2 separate regions of the Homo sapiens genome follow, and region 2 is linked to region 1. The links are chromatin contacts, found by Hi-C or POLR2A ChIA-PET in ENCODE. All regions are on one chromosome and are shown on one strand. Each heading gives the region's core, a stretch centred on a gene start or an enhancer-like site at or near the end of the contact. The rest is flanking DNA. Distances are from core to core; before and after follow the strand shown.

Evidence for each region. A loop is a pair of places that touch in the nucleus more often than their neighbours do. ChIA-PET counts read pairs that join two places held with the same protein, here RNA polymerase II (POLR2A). Pooled maps may share reads with other maps.
Region 2: a map of endothelial cell of umbilical vein shows a loop between it and region 1 (3-fold over the local background). The contact joins two enhancer-like sites. A Hi-C loop is called at or near these places in 4 of 168 maps with a recorded cell type or tissue (IMR-90, ascending aorta, endothelial cell of umbilical vein and 1 more) and 1 of 50 pooled maps. POLR2A ChIA-PET finds 5 or more read pairs at or near these places in 1 of 52 experiments (WTC11).

Annotation. Positions count from the first base shown.
Region 1 is chr4:73,774,543-73,780,224 of GRCh38, reverse strand. No RefSeq gene overlaps it. Among named protein-coding and RNA genes, the nearest start is that of CXCL8, 37 kb to the right of the region's middle. Within about 2 kb of position 3,609, at least 5 of the 41 ENCODE cell types and tissues checked have a DNase peak (open chromatin) inside an H3K27ac peak, as active enhancers do; they include endothelial cell of umbilical vein, where a contact is called at or near this core.
Region 2 is chr4:73,811,851-73,817,532 of GRCh38, reverse strand. No RefSeq gene overlaps it. Among named protein-coding and RNA genes, the nearest start is that of CXCL6, 22 kb to the left of the region's middle. Within about 2 kb of position 2,217, at least 4 of the 41 ENCODE cell types and tissues checked have a DNase peak (open chromatin) inside an H3K27ac peak, as active enhancers do; they include endothelial cell of umbilical vein, where a contact is called at or near this core.

The sequences.
Region 1 (5,682 bases), core at 2,360-4,859:
CACAGTATTGTTGAATAAACTACACACATGTAACAACTGTTATATCTGAAAGTGTTTTCTAAATAGGAACGTTCTGGTCTAGAATCCTTTATTTCTTTCAACTCCTCTCTACGAACAACCTGGTAAATATGGGCACATGTGTCAAAGCTGATGCTATCATTTCACTTCCTGAAGTCTTTTTCAAAATACAATCTTTGTATACATCTTAACATAAAATGTACAAAATGTGTTAGTTTACTAACTCTCCTTTTGTCATACATTGACAATCTCTAATATCTAGTGACTAGATATTATAAAATTAGGATTCATTTGTCCAATATATACAGTATATACAGTATAGTTAAGTTAAATAAAATGCACTGTCAAGGGCATTTGGGTATAAAGGACAATGGATAAGCTGACATTTTCTAGTACACACTAGCAAAATGCCTTTTGCAATTTCTTCCCTCCCATCTCCCTCAACCCAATGAACAAGTATAGAAAGTACACTGTTCACTGTTCAGAGGTGGATTAACAATTCTACTTCCAAGCACAGTATTTCTCGTCAGTTTTTTGGTTTTTTTTTTTTTTTTTGATGGAATTTCACTCTTGTTGCCTAGGCTGGAGTATAATGACGCGATCTTGGCTCACTGCAACCTCCACTTCCCGGGTTCAAGAGATTCTCTTGCCTAAGCCTCCCGAGTAGCTGGGATTACAGGCATGCGCTACCACACTGGGCTAATTTTGTATTTTTAGTAGAGACAGGGTTTCTCCATGTTGATCAGGCTGGTCTCAAACTCTCAACCGCCTGACCTCAGGTGATCCGCCCACCTTGGCCTCCCAAAGTGCTGGGATTACAGGCATGAGCCACCATGCCCGGCCTCCCATCAGTTTTTAATAGCTATTTATAAGAAGTGTTATTCTACTACTTCTACGTTTAAATGCATCAAGCACTTCTAAATATGTAGAAAGACTGGAAATTTCATATAACTTTTCTGCTATGTTAAAATTGCACATATATAATAATGGTTATAATCTGAGGTATCTTCTAAATATGACCATTTTGGCCTTGAACCATTCTCTCCTCCCTTCCTTCTCTCTGCCTTCAATCCAGTGGACCAGTACAGTATGTGTAATGTTAGAGATGTCTGAACAAATCTGTATTCAAAAGTCATTTACAGAAGACAAGCTTTCCTGTGAATTTCAACACAGTATATAAAATGTGCTAATTTGGCTGGGCACAGTGGTTCACACCTGTAATCCCACCATTTTGGGAGGGTGAGGTGGGTGGGTCACCTGAGGTCAGGAGTTAGAGACCAGCCTGACCAACATGGTGAAACCCTGTCTCTACTAAATACAAAAAAAAAAAAAAAAAAAAATCAAATTAGTTGGGCGTGGTGGCAGGTGCCTGTAATCCCAATTACTTGGGAGGCTGAGACGTGAGAATCCCTTGAACCCAGAAGGCAAAGGTTGTAGTGAGCCGAGATTGAGCCATTGCACTCCAGCCTGGGCGACAGAGAGAGATTCTGTCTCAAAAAAAAAAAAAAAAAAAGTGCTAATTTCACTAAGTTTAGTACTTTTTAAATGTATTCCATAGGTTTTGATAAATTGCATTTCCATTTTCATGTGTTTCAAAAAAACTTTAGTTTCCTTCTCAATTTCTTAACTCACTTTGTCAGTTTCTTTTAAAATTATCTATACAGGTTCATGACCCAGTAATATCAATTCTAGGTATTTAATCCAAGATAAATAAAAGCATATATGTCCAAAAAAGTATTGGACATAAATATTCATAGCAACTTCAGTAACAAAATAAAAAACTAAGGACAATGAAAGTAGGAAAGATTGTGGTATAACCCCATAGTATGAAATACTACTCAGAGACTAAAAGGAATGAGCTCCTGCAAAAACATGAATAAATTTCACAAATATTATGCTGAGTGAAAGTCAGACAATGAGAGTGCCTAGTGCATTATTCTATTTCTATAAAATTCTATAGTGATAAAATTGGATCAGTGGTTATCTGGGACTGGTAGGGGGCAGAGTGACCGACTAAAAATGGGCAAGAGGGAACTTTGGGAGCATAATGTAAATATTCTATATCTTGGTTGTGGCAGTGGCTACATGAGTTGATATCTTTATCAAAACTCATCAAACATGACACTTCAAAAGGATATGTTTTTACTTTGTAGAAGGTATACTTGGATCTTTTTTATATCCTTATTCAGATAGAATACCAGTATAGCAGCTCCTAGGATTTGTCACAAATGGAAAATGACATGTCATCTTCATTTCAAAATTACAGTTCTTAAATCTGGGGAGGAAAGCCAACACCCTTTTGGACCATGAATACTGCCCAGAGTCCATCAGCTACTCCGTTTGGAATTTCAGCAGTTTCACAGACACAGACTCCTGCAGGCAATGCTGCAGCATCCTGAGTTGATTCATTCACTCAGTGAGCCATAAAATATGAGACAATTTCTCACACTTTGCTTCATCATTTGCTGTTTTTCAGGCCAAGATGACAACGAGCCCAGCTGAAGCTGACATCCCAGCAAATTGCATGACAAATTGCAAAGACGACTAACCCACAACCTACTCTTCTGGAAAATACAATTTAAATAAAATAATTTTAAGTGATTTTCACCTGTTTTCAAAGTACATGATACAGTTTATAAGTATTAAATTTAAAAAAAGACTAAAATGTACTTAGTGACTTTTCATCATTATTGAAATAAAATTTTATCAATTTAAAATATAGAGAAATGAAAATATGTTAATTATTTTATGGCTTTTTCCCCTTAATCTTAAAATACGATTCAGAGGTAAAGTTGTATTTGTTTTGGCTCAACATGCATTATTTACTTCAAATTAAGTATATCAAAAAGCAAAAGTGCATGCTTTTAATATTTCTCTAGTAACTTAAAGCAGATTATCAAAATTACTGTATTTATAATCTTTTGTTTATTTTACAATGATTTATGAGATTAATTAACTTAAAATCAACTGTATCCACCTTCTGGAGGCTTTATGTAAAACAAATTAAATAGACATTTTAGGCATTGAACCATAATTTTCAGTAAGCATTTCTTTGGTTTACTAATGTTTCAAATAATACAGATTATACTTTTTTTAACCTCTGAAAAAGATCATACATTTTTGTGTTTAATAAAACTGCCATGGTAAGTGCTAAGGAACATTTATTCAGTGACAGTAAAGGTATTGAAGATAAGTATGTAAGATAGGATCCATCATCTTTATATATGGAGACAAAGCTTTTGCTTCTCCACCCAAAAGTGCACACTTTGACACAATTATACCTTCAAAAAATATCCATTTTATAAAATATAAATGTATTAGGTAAGCCAAAAATAATAAATTAACATGCAGTGTACCATCAGTAAGCAATAGGTAGCTGGCTTTCTTTGGCTTATAAACATTGAGATAGCCACACAAAGTAAGTTTAAGAACAATTTTGAGACCAAGGAAAAGCAGTGCATTAAGTATTAAGCATTTATCCAGGGACAGCAACATGCATGTTTTCAGAATGTTTCTACTCAGCTCCAAAGACACCTGCACCCTGTGGTAAGCAGGACTGGGATCATTGCAAGGCCCACATTGCGGACACCATGAAGGATCACAGACTCAGTGACCTTTTTGGCACTTCTCCAAAAGCTGTGTCAACATCAAAATGTTTTGGCTTTTCCCTTCATCTCTGCCAGAGAAAATAATAACTTCCTTTTAGAACATCTAGTTCAGAATGTAGGTTAATGGAATGCTTTATCTAAACCAGCCAAATTTTCTTTTTTCAGAATGAAACCGCAGAAGTGAATATGGTTTGGAGTTACTAATCTTCATAACAAGGAAGAAGGAAGTTTGGCAAATAAAAGTTCAAAGGGATTTTTGATGAAGAAATGATTTAAATCCCCTTATTTTCCCCTGCCAAAAAAAAAATTCCACACATATTACCCTTTTAGACCTCAATTATAAAGCATTTTATTCAAAAAAGTAAAATATATGTGCATATAACCATTACCTATCTACCCACCTCTGAGATTAGCTCTATTAATATTTGATTATAATTGATTCCAATCTTTTTTAATTAAAAAATACATAGACTCTAAAGTCCCATTCGCCAGTTTTCTCTCTTCACTATTCAAATCCTGTGATGATAGTATCATTCTCTTTAGTGTTCTGAACTTTTACCATAGATTCATGTTTCTCTATATAGTATTTAGTGCTTAACATCTACGTGAATGACATTGTACTGGATGTAGCATTTTGTATTCTTTTTTACTCAGAAGTATGTTTAAAGGTTTACCCTTGTTTAACCAGTTAGATTGAGTAGTTTCATTTTAACTCTATCATTGCACTGTTTATGAATTTTACTCCTGAGGTTCAATAGTTTTTGCTATTACCAACACTGCTTCACAAGCATCCTTATAGCAATTTCTTATGTACATGGTTGAAGATTTCTCTAGTGCAGACGCAGAAGGGATAATGCTGGGGTAAGTTCTGCATATCTTCAGCTTTCACTAGATATTGCCAATTTCCAAAGTTATGTGCATTTATATTTACCCCAGCCATGTCTGAATTTCCATTTTCCCATATCCTCACCAAAATTCAGTGTTACCAGATTTACCAGTTGTTGACCATCTGATGGATATGCAATGCTATCTCATAGTGGTTTAAGTTTGATTTTTTTTGATAACTAATGAAACTAAGTATCTATTAAGTTTCTGTGAATTGCCTATTCATATTCTTGTCCATTTTTCTATTGGAGTCTGGGATTCTTTAACTGATGAGTAGCGGTCATATTTTAGATACCTGTATATTCCAAATACTTATATATTCTAAATACCTACTGCAGATGAATGAAATTTTCACTGTGTTAAGATGAATGTTAGACTGTTTAGATGACACTTTGAATTCCACTGAATCTCAATAGAAATGTTTTACAATTTATTTTACATCTATCCGGAGTGTCAAGCCTTACTGCTCAATATTATATACATGTTCTCTTATTTCAATATACTTTCATGTATCTTTTTACTTATTTATCTCATAGAAAGGCAAGGTAGAATAATGTTTGACAGGAAAAATCAGACTTTGTACCAGACTGACACTTTCTAGGTTTGAATCCCAGCTCTGTAGCTTCCTAGCCATATAATAATGAGTACATTATATAAGTTCTCTTCACTTCAGCATGTTTATCTAACATAAAAAATAATAGTAATTACCTCATAGAGTTACAATAAAGGTAGAACACTTAGAACAATGCCTGGCACAGAATAAGCACCCAGTGTTAGCTATGATGATTAGTCTATAAAATTGCAATGTAATTTAGAACTTTTAAAAATTGTAGTTTTAATACAAATTATATTTAATAAAGGTATTAAAAGTAAATGCCAATAGCCTCAAAGTATTTTCTCTAAAATATTTGTTAATTATTGTTTTGATTTGAACATGTGACCACAAATTCTTTAAGGTGGAACTTAATTTCCAGCCCCTTGAGTGTGGAATACACTTAGTGACTCCTTTCTAACACATAGAGTATAGAAAGCCAATATAGTAACATTACAAAGAAGAAACTTGCCTGACAGCACTTTAACCACATGATCAATGTTAACATCACCAGTTAAAATGTAATGTTTTTATCATGTGCAATGAGAAGGGTGTGGGTGGCAAGCCACCCAGGCACCG
Region 2 (5,682 bases), core at 968-3,467, 39 kb before region 1:
CCTTCTAGGCCTTACTCTCTTTCAAGTGTTATGTACTCATCTGAGTGCTCTGTGCAGGAAGAAAGGTGTTTTAACAGCTGCCCCATCATCTCTATGTGTTATTGTGAAGACCAGCTGATATAGGAGGGGTCAATATAAATCCTTTAGTCTTTGTAGTTTGTAGAACCCCTTAGCTCACAGTTTGGCGGCAATGGGAGAAGTGCCCCTCCTGATTCTATCCAGAAATAGTGATGTCTGAAATGGATAAATGTTTGACTCTTCTTGTCTCCTCAATGTCTTAAAAATCAGTATCATATGACCTGGAGATCACAATGTTTAAAACACTAAACATAGCACCATTTCCCCAGGCTATACGAAGTTAGGTGGACATTTGGTATGTGAGATGTTATTAAGTTAAAAAGTTAGTTATTTCCTAGAAATGACACATGAATTTATATTCTCTCACCCCTAAACAATTTTTAAGTGCTTTAATTTCCTGGTGGTTGAAACCAAGTTTCCCCAGTTATGTCTGACTCATCAGAACACACAGCTGCACTGCCTGGAGATCACCCAGTAATGTGTTTCATGTTTGCCTCCGTCCCACCCTTTCATCACCATTCCTTGCCTCAGTGTCTAGGTCAACACTGCCTTGTGTTTAATATTAAATAGCACCAGAGACTCGTACTCCTCATTTATTCTTCATTCATTTCATTTTTTTCTCCTCTTTTTATCACCAAAAGACCTACCAGGGGAGTGGATCCACTCAGCTGCAAGTCAGGGGCTGGACCTCATCCTGCTACAGGCCTAGCTGATTGCTTGATGTTTGTATTAGTCCGTTTTCATGCTGCTGATAAGGACGTACCCGAGACTGGGCAATTTGCAAAAGAAAGAGGTTTAATTAGACTCACAGTTTCACATGGCTGGGGAGGCCTCACAATCATGGCGGAAGGCAAAGTGGAGCAAGTCATGTCTTATGTGGATGGTGGCAGGCAAAGAGAGCTTGTGCAGAACAACTCCCATTTTTAAAACCATCAGGTCTCATGAGACCCATTCACTATCATGAGAACAGCACAGGAAAGACCCACCCCCATAATTCAATCACCTTCCACTGGGTCCCTCCTACAACACGTGGGAACTATGGGAGCTACAAGATGAGATTTGAGAGCCAAACCATGTTAATGGTATAAGCAACCAGCTAGGGCTGTAGCAGAAAACTGTCTGGTCCCAGACTTTTGTGTACACCACAGTTGCCCACCATAACAGGAAGTTGGGTTAGGGCTTTTTCTCTGTGATGGACAAAGCGTAGAGGAGGTCTTTCTAATATATTCACTCTACCCATTTTTTTTTTCTCTTTCTGAGCAGATACTTTTCCCTAGAGTCTGGTAGCAGGTGTGATTTAAAACTTGAATTTTACAAAGAAATGTTTGCTTCATGTTCAACCATGACATTTTTGCTTCAGTGTCTGATTTAAAGATTAATTTGTTACTGGTCAACTTATCCAAAATTGAGGCTTACAAAAATCCCCTGATACGTAATGACGGAAGCAAGGATGGGCTGCATGTTGATTTAGCAGTATGAGATATCAGAGTGCCAAATCAGAGATCTCTAGTGAAAACAATATTAATGCCAAACCACATTTTCGTGACTGGATCAATAATTTCTAAGAGAGGTTTCACCAACCTGGTGCTTTAAGCATGTTGATACCTGTGACATAAATTTTGATGTTTAACATCTTGGTAAATATTAAAATTGTAAATTGGCTCCCAATTTATTTAAACATGCTTATAGGTCATAGAAACTCTAAATAATATGATTGGATGAGAGCTAATATTTAGGAGATTTACTAATCTATGTATATATATTGGGGAGGTGAGGAAAAATATAAATAACAAAATATATTAAAATATTTTCTAACACAGTTTTTGATCTCTTCACTCTAAATATTGTGATTGGGTGTAAAAATATAATTGTATATGTACAAAATGCTATAATTCACCTATTGTGTCTCCAAATGCTTGGATTATAAAGAGACAGATTTCTCACTTGTGCTTTTCTTCATCATTTAATGGCCATGTCGACTAAAGTGGGAATTGATTACCTCTGGCAATTATTGCTGATGTTGAATATAGTTGTTCTGAACCATCCTTATGCTGCTGGAACACACAATACTGGATGATGGCTTTAAAAGGTAACAGGATGTGGTGTAACATGACACAGTAAATCCCCTGCTGAATCAGGCTTTTTGTTTTTCTCAACTGTCTTCCTCTTTTTATCTGGTACTTGATCCTCTATTCACAAAATATAAAGGTATAACTAGGTCAACACTAGAAAGATTGTGACTGTTGGTATTCTACTTACCTCTTATTGTAAATAAGTGAGGGAGGTGAAGTTCAAAACTGCCATCTGACAGCAGTGCCAATACAGTTTACCACGGCCCGCTATTCTTCCTTGCTTCTCCTAAGGTCCACTTCACATATGTACAGCTTTGCCTACCAAGAAGAGGAATGAGGAATTTGTCTTTTTCCAATGGGAAGCAGGCATGTCAGAGATCGCATTGTGCACTTTCCAGGATCATACCACCTACCTCATTCTCTTTGCCTCCCCTGTTTCACCATCTCTACCTGCCATTCATTTATTCATCCCTCAAATATTTATTGAGCTTCTACTAAATACCAAGCAATGCTAAAGGCATTGAGGATATAGCAATAAGCCAAGCCAAGTTTCTCTCTCAAGTAGTAGTCATTTTATTATGGTTACAGTTGACAGGTAAGAAAACAAAGATAGGTGTGCCTGTGTATGTGTACATATTTATTTTATACAGAGTGATTGAAGGACTCCTACAATGATATCAGAGAAAAAATCTGAAATAAGTGAAGGAATAATCATGCAACTCCAGGAAAAAATTATTGTCTTTAAATATTCCGAGGTAAGTAAGTAAGGCTTCAATATTCCAAGGTTAAGAGTTTTGTTGCTATATTGAAGGAGAGTGTGACTGAGCAGTATTAACAAGAAGTAGTCAGGGGTTGTAAGATTGGAAGGTTTTGTCTATAAGAACTTGGGTTTCTTTTAGGTGACCTATAAAGCCATTTGGAGAATTTTTAACAAAAGAGCAAAATAATCTACTTTTCTTTTTAAAACTCTTTTCATATGCTGTGTCAAAAATAGAATAAAGGGAGGCAAAGAATGATAAAGAGAACTTAGTGTGAAGGCGGTTACAATAGTTCAAGTGCAAGATGATGATGCCTCAGTCTAGAAGGAAAGCCATGGAACTGGTGAGAAGTTGCAGGGTTAAAGGTATCTTTGAAAGGTATAGCTGTCAGGACTCACTGGGGAACTGGATGTAAAGCATGCCATAGATGGTGTAGTAAGGATGGCTCTGAGATTAGCCTGAGTAAGTGGAAGCATTAATTTGCCATCATTGAGATAGGAAAACTCAAGGAAAAGAAGATTAGATGGGAAATGGCTGGGTATTTAAGTTTAATTTTGTTCATGTTAAGGTTAAAAATTTTTGTTAGATCATCCAAGTAAATATGTAAACAGATATAGGAATGTGTAATTCAAGAAAGAGTTTTGGGCTTGTATTATATAAATTTGAGAGTCACTATCACATGGATAGAATTTACACGAAAGAATTGGATTATGTCACTTGGGAAATAAGAATAGTAAAAAGGAAGAAAATCATCCTCTTAATAATTTCCTATTCCTCTTGCATATCAGAATCCCTATGGAGCTTTAAAATACATACATATACCAGAGCTCCACCACAGACCCATTGTATCAAAATCTTTGAGATTAGGGCCCAGGAATCAATTTCAATCAGCTTCCTCAGGTGATTACTTGTGTAGAAACTGACATGTATTTGCTAATCAACATTATAAGCCATTCTTTTGTGTTATAATAGGAATTAACTTTTAACGTTGAGAAAACACTTCTTTCCATATCCACTGGCATATACCCAAAACTAGGGTATGGTTTTCCATTTCCTGGATTAACTCAGCAGTTTCCTACCTGTTCTACCCACATCTATCCTTACCCCTATCTTTTGCATAATTGGCTCATATCATCTTCAATGTAATCCATTGTTTTCAAAGGCAACTGTCCTTAACATATCCAGACCCTGCCTGGCTTTAGCCATCCTGTCTCTCCATCCTCATCAGGCATGAGGCTCCTCCTTGTTCTCTGCACTGCCTCCACACACTGGCCTTCCTTCAGTCCCAAGGACACATCTACTTCCTCCTGTTCCCGGGTTTTGCACTTGCTGTATCCTCTACTTTCATGTCTCTTTGTCCATTTTCTGCCTTCTTTCACCTAATTAACCCTTACTCATTTTTTACCTCAACTCAATCATCACTTCCTTAGAGAAGTCTTCTCTCTGACTAAGGCAAATCCTCCCATGGTAATAGATTATGAAATAAATTTAGAAATTTATGACCAGAATTTTTTAAGGAAAAAGAATGGAAGAAAAAATGTCAGAATAGGTTATGCCTAATAAGAATAAGCATTATCTCATAAACTTTTCTTTCCTTGTGGACTAATAGGACAATGTACTCATCTTGTAATATTTTTACAGGTGCACTATTGAGTGTGTGTGTGTATGTGTGTGTGTGATTATTAGCTATTGTCTGACTCTCATTAGACTGGAAGCCCCATGAGGACAAAGGACTGTGTCTGCTTGCTCTTCATTTGATCCATAGTTCCTGATCAAATGGCTGACTCTCATTTAAGCACACAAAGCATAGTTTGTGGAAAGGAGGAAAGAAAGAATACAGTTATAAGAATTAATATTTGGAGCAGGGTACTCCTGTACTATCACATTATATAGCATGACCATAACTAGCTTTGCCAATACAAACTCTGTGAGCTTGTCAATCTCATATTTGAAACAATTAGATTTCTCATGGTGCTTATTTATTTTTAAAAATTTATAAATAAACAATTAAATGACTATTTACAAATTTTAAGTGAAATGCTAGGCTAAGGAAATCTGATATTACTGTAGATGGCATTATTTCATAAGAAGAGCTTCAGAAATCCAAGCCTTCCTGAAGACCACAGTAGAAAGAACACTTTTTTCCCCCAGAAATTTATGAAAATTTTAGAAATAATTTTAGAACTAAAACATTGGCATTCCATCTTTACTTGGGTGTACTTTTTTCTCCCCCTATGAAACTCTTTTACTCATTCTTATAGTTACTCTTTTCAGCCTTTCTGCTCTGTCATTATTTTTCTGTTTCAAGTGTCAGAAAATCTAACCTTAAGTAACATTGTAAGAAAGGAAATTAAATGGCTATTTAACTGATTATTGCAGTTTTAAAATTTGTTTCAAGTGGAGCTGAGAACCCAGGACCCAACCATTGTCAATCACCAAACCCTGTTTTTTTTTTGGCTCACTCTCTTAACACTGGCTCCATTCTCAGGTTCCATATGCCTGCAGGATAGTGGCTGTGATCTCAGTCCCTATATGCTCTTGAGTTCATGCCAGTAATTTACCAACAAAACTCTTCTTTTGTTCCATGAAAGTCCAAATCTGTCCCTGAGTCAGCCATTGTCGTCAGAGGAATGTGATAGTCTGATTGGCTAGACCCAAGTCAAGTGCCTAGAGTGAACTCAACTTTTCAGAAAGTGCATGGACTGAGAGTGGGGTCAACATGCCTCCTCACAGGTATGGCCAGCAGAAGAAAAGTGCATCAAAGACAATAGCCA